Linked DNA regions of Homo sapiens: region 2 is linked to region 1. Evidence: chromatin loops called from intact Hi-C (ENCODE). Cell type or tissue: PC-3. All regions are shown on one strand. Each heading gives the region's core, and the rest is flanking DNA. Links, peaks and the distances in the headings are about the cores only. Region 1 overlaps POC1B-DUSP6 (POC1B-DUSP6 readthrough). Region 2 has its middle 87 kb from the start of DUSP6.

Evidence for each region. Hi-C counts contacts between places; a loop is a spot of excess contacts. Peaks named below come from ENCODE experiments on the same cell type or tissue, not always from the same donor. Only the 100,000 strongest peaks of a DNase experiment are listed, where the experiment ranks them.
Region 2: a loop joins it to region 1, with 2.4 times the contacts of the local background. A loop is called at or near these places in 2 of 110 quality-filtered maps.

Annotation. Positions count from the first base shown.
Region 1 is chr12:89,467,815-89,476,147 of GRCh38, reverse strand. POC1B-DUSP6 (POC1B-DUSP6 readthrough) reads left to right here. Exons shown (of 11, transcript NR_189589.1): 5 at 3,873-3,980; 6 at 4,419-4,534; 7 at 5,654-5,787. POC1B (POC1 centriolar protein B) reads left to right here. Exons shown (of 12, transcript NM_172240.3): 5 at 3,873-3,980; 6 at 4,419-4,534; 7 at 5,654-5,787. Among named protein-coding and RNA genes, the nearest start is that of GALNT4, 53 kb to the left of the region's middle. RefSeq lists a silencer at 5,125-5,244. In PC-3, for the core only: a CTCF peak has its summit at 5,223 (motif pointing left); DNase peaks (open chromatin) are centred at 367, 1,227 and 6,637; H3K4me3 peaks cover 505 bases; H3K27ac peaks cover 3,953 bases.
Region 2 is chr12:89,260,930-89,269,271 of GRCh38, reverse strand. No RefSeq gene overlaps it. Among named protein-coding and RNA genes, the nearest start is that of DUSP6, 87 kb to the left of the region's middle. RefSeq lists silencers at 5,074-5,274, 7,054-7,254. In PC-3, for the core only: no CTCF peak of the experiment used is centred there; no DNase peak of the experiment used is centred there; H3K27ac peaks cover 606 bases.

The sequences.
Region 1 (8,333 bases), core at 334-8,333:
ATTGCTTGAGCCCAGGGGTTCAAGACCAGCCTGGGCAACATGGCGAAACCCTGTCTCTACAAAAATTACAAAACTTCGCCGTGCAAGGTGGCACAAGCCTGTAATCCCAGTTATTTGGGAGGCTAAGGTGGGATGATCACCTGAGCCCTGGAGGTCGAGGCTGAAATAAGCCGAGATTGCACCACTGCTTTCCAGCCTGGGTGACCCTGTCTCAAAAAAAAAAAAAAAAAAAAAAAAGAATTCCCTCATTCTTTTGAGTGAATACCAGTAAAGTTTAAGGAATTCAGTAGTAGTTCAGCTAACTTCTCATATGCCTCTTAAACTCTCGAATGTCCATGTTTGCTGATCCAGTAGTCACTATTGACTAATGTAATATTCATCTTGGTGACACACTTTGTAGACGTTTTTAAAGGCAGTTGGGTGGTACTAAATTAAGAGAGTCAGAAATCTATTAATGTCTTAGTAGAAATTTTATATCCTCTTTAAATTCTTAAAAGTCTAGTTAGATGTTATTTGAGCCCTGACGATAAAGGACTAACCTTTCCTAATCAAAGTCAAGGCAAAGAGAAGCCTGTTTTATTGGTGCTAACCTATTTTTGATGTATCTAATTAAAAATAAAAGGGAGGAGGAGGAAATAGAAATCATCATTCTCACTTTCAGCCACCTCAAATGCAAAAAAACACATACAGAGAGCATATGCAGGATTATAATGCAGTGACCAGAGCAGGGGGAAGGCCTTAACCTCAGTCCCCTTTAGTTTCTGTTAAGTTGATGGTAGAAACCTCGCCTCCTTCTGGCACCAGGTTCTTCCCAGCCACTGCCTGTACTTTAACTCATTCGAGGTTCACATCCCTTCATTTATTTTGCTCTGGGAAATTTCTCCCAGCTATGGGCCCTCCTGCTCAGGAGGCACTTTTAGCTGACCAAGATAACACTTTTCCTCATTTGCAAGTTTCTTTAAAATCCTGTTTCCTCTATGGAGCTTCTGGTAACAAATTGGCACCTGTTTTGTTAACAACCCTTTTTCCTATCACTTTCTAAAATTATGTTTTTTGTGTGCCCTCCCTTCTCCCTAGAACAAAAGCCTCATAAGGGCAGGGATCTTGCCAGTCTCATTCACAGCTATATTCCTACTACCCACAGCAGTGCCCAGTGCCAGGTACTGACAAGTGCTCAGGGAATCTTTGAATGAATCAGTGGGTGAAAATTTTTCCCACAAACTCCACAAGGACAGGGACCATGTCTGTTTTACCTACAGCTTATGGCAACACACACAGATGTTTATTCAAGGATGGTGTATAGCCTCCTAACAGCACTGCCTCGTGGTTCCTCTCCACTTTAGAACCTTCTGTTGTTTACACAGAAGCCACACAGAACTTCCAGTGCTCTAAGTAATTTGGGCCAGTAGAAGACACTTTCCTTTTTGTCAGACTTAAGCAGAGTGGTTCAGAGATTTGGCTGTGGAAACAACTGCCTGATTCAAATCCAGACCCCTCTCCCCACTGACCTGATAACACTGGCAGTTACTTATCCTTTATGTGCCTCTGTTTCTTCACTGTAAATTGAGACAAGCAGTAGCACCTGTTTTACTGGGTTATGCTGAAAATTAAATGAGTTGCTACATGTAATGTGTTAATAACCGTTCTAGGACACATGTGCTCAAGGAATGTGGGTAGGATAATGATGTGATGGTGGTGGTAGTATTTGGTTGATGTCATAGGGTAAGTACTTCTATATTTTGTTATTATCTAAGCATTTCATTTTATTAAATATTTTTCTCCATAATTGCTTTCTTGAAATGTAAGAGTTAAGTCCTCTCATAGAAATATTTTGGTCACTTAACATAGTCACATTAAGTAATATTTTTTAAAAAGAAGCTTAGTAAGTAAGACAATTTGATCCCTTGCATTAGTTTTTTACAGGTTTTTTTTTTTTCCTTTTGAGACAGAGTCTTACTCTGTAACCCAGGCTAGAGTGCAGTGGTGCAATCTCGGCTCACTGCAACCTCTGCCTCCCGGGTTCGAGCAATTCTCCTGCCTCAGCTTCCTAAGTAGCTGGGATTACAGGCACCTGCCACCATGCCCCACTAATTTTTGTATTTTTTAGTAGACATGGGGTTTCACCATGTTGTCCAGGCTGGTCTCAAACTCCTGACCTCAGGTGATCCGCCTGCCTCGGCCTCCCAAACTGCTGGGATTACAGGCATGAGCCACCGCGCCTGGCCAGTTTTTTATAATTATTATGCCAAGTTTATCCGTGGGGATACTGAGTAGGTTTTTTTCCCCAGGTTCTATATATAATAAGCTTCCTCTGTTTGGAGCCTTTTTATAATACTGCCCTTCAGATTTGAATCTTTCTCACATTTTCTGAAAGAAAATATTAATAAATTTTTACTTACTGTAAAATCAGGGTAAACTACCCAGCATGGAAAATTTTTCCTTGAAAGGTTATTTTCTTGACTTTTTTTTTTTTTTTTTTTTCTTTTCTGAGGCGAGTCTTGCTCTGTCGCCCAAGCTGGAGTGCAGTGGCACAATCGCAGCTTACTGCAACCTCTGCCTCCTGGGTTCAGGTGGTTTTCCTGCCTCAGCCTCCTGAGTAGCTGGGATTACAGGCACCTGCCACTATGCCTGGCTATTTTAGTGGAGGCAGGGTTTCACCCTGTTGGCCAGGCTGGTCTCGAACTCCTGACCTCAGGTGATCCGCCTGCCTCAGCCTCCCAAAGTGCTGGGATTACGGGCATGAGCCACTGCACCCAGACTTCTTGATTTTTAAATATTATTTCACATGGAACTTCTTTGTGCCTTTTTTCTGTGTGAATCTGTGAACGCCAGATGCAAAGTTTCTGTCACAAAGAATTAATTTTAGGTCAGCCTTAAGAATGGGAGTAGGGAGAGAACAAAAAGAAAAATCTTCAATTATATTCCACACCCTTAATTGATGACTCATAGTAATCTTTACTGTGGGCATAGAGGGAAACTACAAATAAAATTGAAATATAGTCTGTGACCCAAATCTGTCTTTTTTGGTTTTTGTTACTGTGAAAATATTAATAATAAAAATACTATTCATAGTTTTCTAATAGTCTAAAATTTGTTTTTATTTTCTCTGTGGTCTTCTGCTTTTCTGTTTATATTTAAAAGGCATTGTGGCCAAACAATAAAAAAAGAACCTTGGGAAGGATATTAAAGGAATAGACAGCATAAAACAGCAGACAAGATGTCTGAGATTTTTCTCATTTGCTTTTTAATGGGGCGTGTGGATGATAGATTTCTCCATGAAGGAACTTCTGTTCTGTTCTGTATAAATGAATTGTCCTATTTTCAGTCCATTGGAGCTCTCTGGCCTCCCCAAGTCCAGGAAGTTACAGGCATGGGCAGTTAGGTTCTTTTGTTGGTGATGTCACTTAATTTTAATTCTCAACACACCATTCCTTTTCTTACAAAAAGTTTCACTGCAAGCTTGGTCGGATGAGTAATAAAGGCTCTCTCTTGAATCATATGGATAATGCTGGCAAGTGACAGAAATAGAAGAGAGTTCTTTTAAAAATACAAGGCACTTGGCTTAGAGTGAGTACAGAATTGAATCAAAACCCCAAAGCAGATGCAATAAAACCAAAATTATTTTAATAAAAGAATAAAAGGAAAAAAGCAACTTGGTTAGTCTACATAGCATATTTTGACCTTTTAATGGTCTGTCAGTGTTGTTTGTCATGATGAAGATCTTGGCTGCAGAATATGACTTTACTGCATGGGATGGTAACAGTGGTCTCTGGTATTTAATATTTACAGCCTGGTTTATTTGTGGTGTAGAGGTGAGGTGGTGACTCTCCAGAGCCTTTCACATAAAACATCTTCTTTCTTCTTCTTTCTAGATTTTCACCCGATGGAAGACTAATTGTGTCATGTAGTGAGGATAAAACTATTAAAATTTGGGATACCACAAATAAGCAATGTGTTAATAACTTCTCAGATTCCGTTGGGTAAGTACACTTTCTTTGTGCATTTATGTGGGTTAGTTTTCTAAGGAGACGTTTGATTATAACAATTTAAATAAATAAATGAGTAAAGAAATTGAAATATGGCCGGGTGCAGTGGCTCACGCCTGTAATGCCAGCACTTCGGGAGGCTGAGGCAGGCGGATCACCTGAGGTCAGGAGTTTGAGACCAGCCTGACCAACATAGTGAAACCCTGTCTCCACTAAAAATACAAAAATTACCTGGGCATGGTGATATGTGCCTGTAATTCCAGCTACTCGGGAGGCTGAGGTGGAAGAATCACTTGAACCCAGGAGGCGGAGGTTGCGGTGAGCTGACATTGCGCCACTGCACTCCAGCCTGGGTGACAAGAGTGAGATTCCGTCTCAAAAAAAAAAAAAAAAGAAATTGAAATATTAGGTCATCTTATTCTTTCCTCCTAGATTTGCAAATTTTGTGGACTTTAACCCTAGTGGTACATGCATAGCTTCAGCAGGTTCTGATCAAACTGTGAAAGTCTGGGATGTAAGAGTGAACAAATTACTACAGCATTACCAAGGTAACAATTTTCCTAACAAAAAATTCAGTTACCGAATGGACTCCTTTTGGAAGGACTGATTCTCCTTGTTGGTGTGGTTTGGCTGTCTTACTTGGGGTCATGGGCTGCCTTGGAACAGGCTAGAGAATAGTATAATTAGCTCCCATCAACAGCAGGGTCTCAGAAGCTCAAGGACAGCAGGAAGTGAAGAGACCTTAAAAATGATGTGAGGGCTGGTTTAAAGAAAAAAAAAGAAGTTGCTATGAGATTTTCAAATTCTGGTTATCAGCATTGTGTGAGAAGTCAGGATAGAAATGACTGAATTCTGAATCACAGGGAGTTACGTGAGCACAAATAGGTGTTATAACTGGTAGAAAACAACTACCTACTATGCCTATGTATTGATATTGAACTAAAAGAGAAGTGAATTTTCTTGGTTTATATTGGATTTATATTAAATCGAAATGATTATTAAACATAGTAGCTTTTCCAGTGTTTACTATGTAGCAGACACTGTGCCAAATCTAAACAATATTCCTAGGAGGTATCATTATTACTCACATTTTTAAGATAAGGAAATTGAGATTTAAATAGGGTAATTAACTTGCTCAAAGAATCAATAGAACTACTTAGGTCTTCCTGCTTACACAGTGCATAGAAAAATTAACTTTTGATCATTGTGTTATACTGCCTCCTGTTGGAAGGATACTGTCTGGAGACAAAGTCTCAAGCATGATGGCAGGACTGTGCCCGTTTCAAACTGTCTCCACACTTTTCTCCCTTTAATCCCAAGCCACTAATTAGTTATTACCTTTAATTTGAGACTAGGTTATATACCCTATCTGAGCTGGTGATGATTAACTGTCAGTTTTATTGGCAATATATCCAAAGAATTTATAGTAATGTGGTCAATAAGATTACCTTTCCGTGACACAGTCTCATTTTTAAAGTTATTCTGGCTCTCTAACTGGAAGCTTAGAGCTATGTGATGCCAAAATACTCGTTTTAGTGAGCCATATAGAGTTTTGTTGTTGTGGAAACAGTGCTCTTGTTTACAACCTATTGCTAATAAGGCACTGGGGTATCTTCAAAAGTAAGAATTGTTCTCTGAACTTTTTGCTTTTATTTTCTACAAATCAGTTCACAGCGGTGGAGTTAATTGCATATCATTCCATCCTTCGGGTAACTATCTCATCACAGCTTCTTCAGATGGTACCCTTAAGATTCTGGACCTCTTAGAAGGAAGGCTCATCTATACACTTCAAGGACATACGGTATTAACACTCAGATTCTTGCTTTTTATATATAAAAATATAAAATAATATATATTTTAAATTTCTGATCCATTTTTATGTCCCTTTATTGTTTTTCCAGACATAGCACACATTGCTGCTATCATAAAATTTTTTTACTTCCAAGGCTGTTTTTATCCTCTGGAAGCAACTCTTAGAAATATTATTTGTGGCTGGGCGTGGTGGCTCACGCCTGTAATCCCAACACTTTGGGAGGCTGAGGCGGGCAGATCACCTGAGGTCAGGAGATCGAGACCATCTTGGCCAACATGATGAAACCCCATTTCTACTAAAATACAAAAAATTAGCCAGGTGTGGTGGCACATGCCTGTAATCCAAGCTACTTGGTTGGGAGGCTAAGGCAGGGGCATCACTTGAACCCAGGAGGGGGAGGCTGCAGTGAGCTGAGATTGCACCACTGCACTCCAGCCCGGCAACAGAGCAAGACTGTCAAAAAAAAAAAATGGAAGAAAAAAAGAAATATTATTTGTTGTAATTCTTATCAAAATCAATGTGTATCTTTCAATGGCCATTAAATGAATCTTCTCCTGCTGTCTTTATCAGTATGTTGTATAGATTGACTGGGTAAATGGTGATGGGTAAGTAGATTCCATACTTCAGATCCTTCCTTCATGTGGAGGCTGTCCCGCTTAGCCCTGACACCCAGCCTCTCACACCTCTCCCTCACTCCTTCTGCTAATTTGTTGGTGGGTTTAGGAGAAATTGGGTAAGCACAGCCTAACACCTTCTACTCTCCTGCCTTTGGGAGTAGCCATTCTTCACTGTTTTTCTCTGATATTCCTTGTGGGGAGACCTGCCCTTGTCTAGTGTTGCCTGTGACTCATTCTGGGCATCCGTTCTAGAAAGCCTATTTGTGTTACACATAAAAGCCACATTCTCTTTTTACAAGCATTTATTAGAAAGAAAGGTGATATTTCGATTCTTATGTGCTGTATTCCTTTGTCTTATTTCTCAATTGGTTTAGAACCAAGTAGGTAAGAGGGGTGCCTTTTATTGAGCCTGTTCAAAGATCCCTCCCTGGCATATAGATCAATTTTTTAAATTTATTATTTCTTTATTTTTGAGATGGATTCTTAGTCTGTCACCCAGGCTGGAGTGCAGTGGCACAATCTCGGCTCACTGTAACCTCTGCCTCCTGGGTTCAAGTGATTCTCCTACCTCAGCCTTCTGTACAGGCGCACCACCACGCCCAGCTAATTTTTTGTTTGTTTGTTTGTTTAGAAGAGACAAGGTTTCACCATGTTGGCCAGGCTTGTTTTGAACTCCTGACCTCAGGTAATCTGCCTGCCTTGGCCTCCCAAAGTGCTGGGATTACAAGTGTAAGCCACTGTGCCCAGCCTAGATAAATTTTTTTGAGTATATAAACTAGTCTTTTCTTCCAGACAATATTCAAACTTCTCTGAATTTTTTAGAATGCATCCTCTTTTTTTTTTTGAGGTACTTCCTTTTAACAAGTATAAGCTGTTTATATCTAGAAATAGAATGAGCCTTGTGGTCTAGAAGAGAAGAGTTTCTTTTTCACAGGTTCTGCCTGGCTTCCTGCTTTGCGTTATCATTTATTCTGCAGTGGTGTTAGGGTAAAGCAGAAATAAATACTAACCAGCTTAAATATATGCATATCCATGGATTTAGGCTGAATAAACATAACAAATAAAAGTGGCCAAGGATTGAAATATCCATGAAAAAAGTACAAAATAATAGGGAAAAAAGATAAACACAGTCTTTCAGTAGGAAAACACTACATGAAGATGGAATTTTAGTCTGGAAGTAAAGGTGTTTATGAAGCTATTAATATTATAAACTAAATCTGTGGGATAGTCTACTTGGGAAAATACAAGATGTTTTTCCCTAAAACTTTTCTTGTACAGATTAAGGACATATTAAAAACATATGGTATATATTAATATTTTTGAGATAAGAAATACTTACTCTTATCTGGACTGAAAAATTGACCTAGAGGCTATCCATCTTGTGACTGTGCCAAGCACAGTCTTGTCCAACTCCGCAGTAACTGCTCAATTTCAGGTTTTCATTACCTCTCACCTAGATAATTACAGGAACTTCCTAACTGGCCTCCAACCAAGCATCTTACTCCAATTCATCTTTCTCAGAATTGTGATACTGATTTTAATCATTCACAGCTCTCCTCCTATCTGTGTTCTGCTCTTTAAACTTTTAGTGGTTTATGGTTGCCTACATGAAGGGGGAACTCAGTGAAGCCCATTGGTCAGGAAATGGACTTCATGTAAATAGCCTCATTCCCATTACCTACATATTTATCATTCAGTTTCTGCTAGTGATTGGTTGAATACAGAGTCCAAAGCCAGAAAATCTTAACAGAAATTCTTATGAACTTACATATGTAAAAGCTTTTCTTGAAAGGAGAAAAAAGTTATTTTTTTAATTAATTTTTAGTATTTTTTTAGTATCATTTATTTGTGTTTTAATATGATTGGGTTGATTCTTTGATTATCTTCACTCTGCCAGCATTAGTTGCTAGCAACTGA
Region 2 (8,342 bases), core at 144-8,143, 210 kb after region 1:
AATTAAGATTAAAAAAAAAATCCTGCTTAGTGTTCAGGCGAAGGTAGTCACCTGGATAGTATACCAAGCTCATACCATCTGGTAGTTAATATTACTTTCTGTGGAGTTGTCATTATCATCCCAGTTTTTCAGATGAGGAAACTGAAGCCCAGAATGCTAAATACTTGTTCCACGTCATACAACTGGTCTGTATTGAAGATGAGATTCAAAGCTGTGTTGGACTTCTGAGTGATTATATTTTCACTCTGCTCTGAAAATGCTGAACTAGGAGACTGAGATTATCTTCTCTGCTCTTGGATACTAATATATGACCTTGTCAGTCACATAACTTCTCTAAATTCCAAGTTCCTTCACCATAGTAGGAGTATAATTTTAGCATGGATCAGATAAATACTCCTTTTCAGTCTTTGGAAAATCATGAAGTGCTATATAAATGTAAAGTAGTATTTTAAAAAAAAAGCCCTCTGAATCAAGAGTATATGTTAAATTCCTTATCTGATTTAGGATGTTTAGAATCCAACAGTGCTATCCAATAGGACATTCTGTGATGGTGGTGTGTTCTATATCTGCACTGTCCATTACAGTAGCCACTTGTCTGAAGTGGCTATTGAGCACTTGATGTGTAGCTACTGTGACCGAGGAACTAAAGTTTTAACTTCCCTGAGTTTTTAACTAATTTAAGTTTAAATTAAATTGCTACATATTGCTAGCGATTACTGTCTTGGACAGCGCAGAATGCTAGATGGTTTCACACAAACATATGGATTCTGAGCAATTAGATCATTGTCCTCTATTCCGTGCATGTCAATCATCCCTGCTGCTAGCGCTGGTAAACTGAAATGGGTGTTTAGTGTTCCCTTTGTCCTGATGTCTCCAAGCCATTTTAGATTTGTCAATTTAGTTTTCAGGAAACAGGATATTTTTTAATTTTCCTGACTCCAGGTGGACTTAATGAATACATCAATTAATTAATATTTGTTGAATGAATGCACGTAGTAGGTAGTTAGTACATGTTGTTACCCTCATCTCTGTTTGGGCCTTTCTTATCCTTATAAAATGGGAGCCATTGCAGGCTTACACTGAGGTTTAAAGGTGTCCAGTAAAACCTCAGCAAAGCCTCTGGCACAGCAGATCCTGTGTTAATGTGTGTTTCCCTTTTTCTTATCCTTGAGAGAAATTGTTGCTGGTAAAGAAAACAGCATTATATTCATGTAACTAGTCTGTGTGTCTAAGAGTCCATCACAGTTGGATCTTTTTGCCAGTTGTCATTCATTTCTTTGGTTCACACTTTGTAAGTTTAGCTCATCAGTTGGGATGATCTTTCATTGTGCAACTTAGTTTGCCGTTTGTCTTTGTGATTCTTAAAAATATCAAATGAGAAGGAATATTCTCTTCCCTCCACAGTGCTATCTTCCCCTACCCAATAAGTAACTCATATAAAAATATATTTAAGTGGGGGAAATCTTAATTTCTGTAAATATAAAGAGCCCAACTGCTTTCACATTTCTAAAGACCATATGATTTTTAAAAAATACATTTTATAGTTAACTGGAAGAGGCGGCTACCTTTCCCCCCCTCATCCTCTCAGTGTTTGGGAAGTTGTGAATCAGCAGAGGTATAAATCTCCAGAAAAAACTTATATTCGGAAGTGGCTCTAGACATTCTTAGCTTTGTGACTCAGGAGGACATTTTTCTTCAGCATTATAGTTTTAACCACTTACTTTCTGCAAATGAAAAAGAGAAAACTGTACTAACTGAAGTGCAAACATACTTTTAAAAAGGGCGTCTTTGACCTTCAGTCCAAATAGGCTGTCCTTAATAATTTATGGAAATTCTTGTTCCATTGATATAGAAGGTAATGCTTTGATTGTATCCGGCTGACTAAAGAACAGTACATCTGCTTTATTCTAACTGATGTTTGGGAAGAGAACAAATTTTTCAGAGAACCTGAAGTCCTTAGGGCTAATTTTGCCTTTGATCTTATCACTTTGCTTTTTCTTTTTAACTCAAGGTTACTCTTAAATTCAGGTCCTCCTTTTTCCTTAGAAAGACCCTGTAATAATTTTCAAAGTGAGAGCATAAGTAATTTTTCAAAAGTTCATCATTATGAGAGCAACTTTAAAACGTTATGAAAGAAAATTAAAAATATTTTTTTCATATTTCCTCCACCCTGACAAAGCAATTTTTATTTTAGTTCAGGCATTATTAACACAATTGAGCACAGCAATAAATTAGTCACTCCGTTTTAAATTAGTTTTTTAGTGAAGAGAAAAAAAGGAGAAGTTATAGTAGTAAGCCACAATAGTTCTTTTCACAAAGAGAATCTTTAAGAATAGATTAGCATTGGCCAGGCGCGGTGTCTCACGCCTGTAATCCCAGCACTTTGGGAGGCCAAGGCGGGTGGATCACGAGGTCAGGAGTTCGAGACCAGCCTGGCCAACACAGTGAAACCCTGTCTCTACTAAAAATACAAAAAGTAACCGGGCGTGGTGGCAGGTGCCTGTAATCCCAGCCACTTGGAAGGCTGAGGCAAGAGAATCGCTTGAACCCGGGAGGCGGAAGTTGCAGTGAGCAGAGATCGCGCCATTGCACTCCAGCCTGGATGACAAAGCAAGACTCCGTCTCAAAAAAACAAAACAAAAAAAGAATAGATTAGAATTAGATTAGAATACCTACAATTAGGAATCTAAAAGTTGCCATCACATAAGATTATTTTAGGTCGGGTGTGGTGGATCACGCTTGCAATCCCAGCACTTCGGGAGGCCGAGGCAGACAAATCACTTGAGGTCAAGAGATCAAGACCAGCCTGGTCAACATGGTGAAACCCCATCTCTGCTAAAAATACAAAAATTAGTCAGGCAGGGTAGCATGGCATGTGCCTATAATCCCAGCTACTGGGGAGGCTGAGACAGGAGAATCACTTGAACCCGGGAGGCGGAGGTTGCAATGAGCTGAGATCGCACCACTGCACTCCAGCCTGGGTGACAGTGGGGGACTCTTGTCTCAAAAAAAAAAAAAAAAAGATTATTTTAACACACAAGCTTGCTGGAAGTTTTAATGAGTCATTATGATCTATGAGTATAAAGGAGAGAACATTAGAATAGATATCAGGAGAAGTGGATTTTTGTCTGAGCTCTAAAGTATTACGATGCAAAGGATTCTATTTTGTACCTTTCTTTAGAAATATATATGTGGACTTTTGTATATGGATATAATAGTGCAAGGGGCCTCTTGTCATGCTCTTGGGATTGTGCTATAGTATTGCTAATGTTGTTCCTATCCACCTACATGTTCTCTTACGTGTTTTTCATTGAAGCCAAGGGCAGGCATTTCTCTTTCCTTCGGGGGATGAGGTGTACTAAGTGTGAGCATGTTAACTTTGATCCCTCTGGCTTATCAACTGAATGAATGATATAGCAAGTGCGATTGCCACAGAGTTTGTACCCAATAATGGCCCCAAAGGGTTACACATGGCTGCTCCTTGACCCAGTAAAAGGCAGTTATAAAAATTCATCAGGCAATTGGAAGCTGTTAAAAGTCATTTCTCAATGAGTCATTTGTCACTGTTAACAAGATGAGTTAGGGACAAGTGAAAAATGTTTGTTATTTTTACAGCAACTACATTTTTTTTTTTTTTTTGAGATGGAGTCTCGCTCTGTCACCCAGGCTGGAGTGCAGTGGCATGATCTCGGCTCACTGCAACCTCTGCCTCCCGGGTTCAAGCAATTCTCTGCCTCAGCCTCTCAAGTAGCTGAGGTTACAGAGGCCTGCCACCACACCTGGATAATTTTTTTTGGCATTTTTAGTAGACAAGGAGTTTCACTATCTTGGCCAGGCTGGTCTTGAACCCCTGACCTCGTGATCCACCTGCCTTGGCCTCCCAAAGTGCTGGGAATACAGGCGTAAGCCACTGCGCCCGGCCTACAGCAACTAAATTTTAACAGATGAGCAAAAAGTTGTCATTCAGCACTTGAGAACAGCGGTTGTGTTATTTCAAAGCTAACAATTCTTGCTTCCTTTAGGAGTGCTTATGAATGCCTATCATTCAAATATCTTTCTAGTTACAGTTCCCCAAAGCTTATGTGGAAAACCAACCTTTGCTATTTATGTGCAGCTGGAAAATGGAGGATGTAAGAGTAGAGCCCAGAGAAGTCTTGCCTGGATTTTGTTCTTTGCACAAGTTCTTTAACCTTTCTGGGCATCACTTTCTTCATCTGTAAAATGAAGCAGTTTTTAGATAATCCCTTAAGATCACTTCTGCTCTAAATTTCTGTAACTTATGAAACCAATGGCCTTAAGAAAGTGGTAAAATCTCAATGTCTTCCTGTTGATCTTGAAATCAGGGGAAAGGGCATTTGTTTGTAATATACTTTAATCAAAAAATAATATCTCTAAACTACTGAATTGTAATATACTTGTTCTAGGCTTTGTGATACATAAATTACACGCTCCTCATTCCTGCCTGATATGCATATTAAATTCACCTTAATTAGCAATTTAGTTTAAAAGCTTTTATTAGATAATTGCTCACAGTTTCAAGTCCTTATCTATGGGAAGGCTATTGACCTGTTTTCTATTGGAAATAAATCTTGTATATAAGCTTTTGGTAATGATGAGATTCCGAGTCTATAGACATGTAGTATTCTAAAGAAGGTACAACCCTTTTCTTCCTCCCAACACCACTCTTACCACATGAATAAATATATTCTTCCAGTTTAATACTCTAGAAATCTTGTTTTATTTTCTTTAAAAGGTATTGGATTGAAGTTTCTGAGGAAGCCACTGGTTGTATGCTGTGGTGCTATAACAGTTATTTGTTACATTTAGTTCCGTGGTGAATGGATAAGAGATAATTCCACTATATTTAAAAAGGTAGTTTATTTGCCAGGTTTTATGTGTTTGTACAATTATGAAGGGGTTTTCAGCATTGAGATAATGCATCCAACAGTTAAAATTATTATAGACAGCTTTGTCATATCTATAGTTGTACATAAGCCAAGATCCCCTTGGAGATGGCCAGACAGCCAGACACTACCATGTTGGCTGAACAAACGTTTTGTGCTTTCTCCGAAATGGCTGGTTACTAGGAAATATTGAGACTGCTCTATCACTTGCAAGATAAACTGTGGCGGGAGAGTTATCAGGTTAATAAACAAAGGTCTCAGATACAGGCCCTGAGATGAAAGGTTAAGAGGCAGGACTTACGTAGCAAGTTTACTTGGTTATAACACTCAGGTCTGTTAAAGAAAACCATTCTTGTGTAGTATTTAAGATCACAGGTTATGCTAAGTGCTGTGCCCTGGAGGACAATACCTTTTATTGATTAGCATTTATTTTGACCTTGAATAAGCAGATCATGTATGTGGGCAATTCTAGACCATGTCATCATTGGTAAATGAAATTGTGATTTTCATAAGTACTTCATTAGTTCTTCCTCCCAAAGCCCTAAACCTTCCTCGGTCAAGTTTCATATGCTATCTTAGTTTCTGTGTGGGGAACGAAAACCTTCCTAAATATTGAGAAATTTTTAAAAAACTTCTAACAGAAATCTGTCCTACTTTAGCAGAAATCCCTATTGTCTCTCTTAAGAGCTTAAGGATCTACAACACTATAACATTATTTTTTATTTTTGGTGGAGGGCGTCTCCTCATCCCCTACCTTGATTTTTTAAAAAAGGGTGATAACTTTTGAAATGATATCTATGTCTCTAAATAGTTAAGAAGTTGCCTCCCATTCAGGTATTTCCCCCCATCTCTGAGAACTGGGAATTGGCTGCTCTGGCTGCTAGATTGGAACTGGCAATTTCTACATTTCTTCTTAATCTTCCACTGCAGTGTATCAAGGATGCACACAGTATTACTAAGACCAACATTCAACCTTTGTAACTGCAAACATAAGGACAATTTATACATCTGCTAATTGCGGTTTCCTTTTGTCAACACACCTATCAGTGTGTATCCATTGTAGAAGCCAGATAGAACAACAGCCCCAGTTTTGCATAATGAATTTCTTGTTAATTAAAAAAAGACCTAATTTGATTAACACAAATTTATTACATTCCAGAGTTTCAGGAACCTAATTTTTGCAAAAAGCTAGGTATAAGGAATAGTTTTGGGCATTAAGCTGTCTATTGTTCAGAGTTTAATTAGTGGTCAACCATGTTTTGAACATCTGCTCTTTCTGTGTGGTCTAAAGGAGGCAGATGCTATCCCAGATTGGCAGATGAGGAGTCAGATACAAACATGTCAGGTGATCTGTTTGAGCTCACCAAATATTGATGGTATTGTGCTCCTTTCCTTTCCCCAGCCTCCCTTGCAGTTAGGTTGAAACCATATGAACGGTTTTCATTAGGCTGGTGAAATGTGAGCAGAAGTACCATGTGTGTTGCTTTTGTGCTAGGACATCTAAAACCTCTAGTTCCTTCTCTATTTCTTTTTTCCAAGAGTTCTATATGGCATAGGTATGAAATAAGAGAAGGTGATATGGGACAGAAATACATTTTTACTAGGCTAAGCTACTGATATTTGGGGCTTGCTGTTGCAGCAGCTAGCATTAATTACGCTGACTAATATAAAAGGTGATATTCCTAATGTTATAAAGTTATGGCAGAAGCTGGGGCCATTATCTAGAACAGAGAATCACAAAGCTGACTTAGAATCAGAATCACTGGGGGAGCTTTAAGAAAATTCACATTTCTGGGACCCACGTAAGATTTACTAAATGAAAATTTGAGGGTAGGGCCTATGAATCAATATTTTTGTCAAGTTCCCCAAATGATTCTAAATCATTTCCTTCTATTCTAAACTCATGTTCTTTAACATCAAAGTCTCTTTATTTTCTGGGAAGGTGAAATGGAAGGCTAAAAGAATCAGAGGCTTGGAAGCTAAAACAGGGATTGGCAAACTATGACCCCAAGAGCCAAATATAGCCTGTAGTCTGTGTTAGTAAATAAAGTTTTACTGGAGTACAGCCACATCCATTTGTTTACACAAATGGTGTAACATTTTTGCCTGTGGCTGCTTTCACTACAATGGTGGCAGAGTTGAGTAGTTGTAGCAGCAGTCGTACTATCCTGGCTCTTACAGAAAAAGTTTTCAGACTCCTGTTTCTGTGCTTGAGAAAAGGCATGACTTGATTCGACCCCACCCATAACTGGGAGACTCAAATTCTTCACGCTTTTGACAGGTGTAAGAAGTTCCTGTCATGGGAAGTGATTTAACTTTAGAATCAGCTGCGTATTATAGTATTACCCTGATCTGTGGAAGAGTTTAAAGTCATACAGACTCCCTTAGTGTCTTGTAACCTGTCAACCTACCAGAAGCACAACCACAGTAAGATGATTGTTTCAATGGATTCTAAAAAAGTTGGATGATGTTTACAATGAAAAAAATTACAGTTTCCAAATATATCTGGATTCTTGCAGTTCTTTTTTACTACAAATGAAAATAGGAAACAGGTTAATATTTAATGGTAATTAAGTCACATTCAGGTATACATTTTCTTTAAAATCTATCTTTAATTCATGCTCAATTTATATAAAGTGCTTGGCACATTCCAAAAATTTAAAAATAATCTATATTTAAATATATATGTACATTTAAATATATATCTTTAAACACACAAATTTAAATATAAATTTTAAAGCTGTCAGGACCAGAAAATTCAAATTTGAAGTGCAATTCTGGGGGATGGCTATTTAAACCAGCTCCAAATGCATATCTAAGCTGAAGGTTTTTTTTAGCTTAGTGCATCATCACTGTATACAGCCCTTCCCTCCTTTCCCCTTCTATCACCCCAGTAAAATACTCTTTGAAGGACTACCAGTCAGAAACCTAGTGAATCATAAAGAGAAACTGAATACTCTTGCTTTTTAGTAAACAAGAGGGGAAGAAAAGAGGAGTAACCCTATGTTTGGATCACAAAGAGCCTCATCTGGTTATGCTTGAGGCCCTCAGATGAAATTTGGATAAGCTCCACTGTAGAGCAAATGCTGAGGTCAGAATGGAATATCATAGTTGAAGAGCTGCAGGAGTTTCCATGAATGTGGTTCTTTCTCACTTTGAAGGACAAAGTTATCTATAAGCTCTGCTCCCTCACTAGTTTAATTTATATAACTTGTTAGAGCTAGAGAAGAAAGAAAAACCAAAGCAAAATGTACAATTTCATTATAATCCCTAATGGAAATAATTGGTAACATGTGTACCTAATTTTGGTTCTTCACTCTTATATTCACTTGTCACTGGCTAATTGAGAGTGGCAGTCCCAATTAAACAGTCCTTGGTAGCATGTAATGGCTAACTGTGAGCAGGTTAGAAGCCTTCTTTGTCTTTGAAACTTTGAAA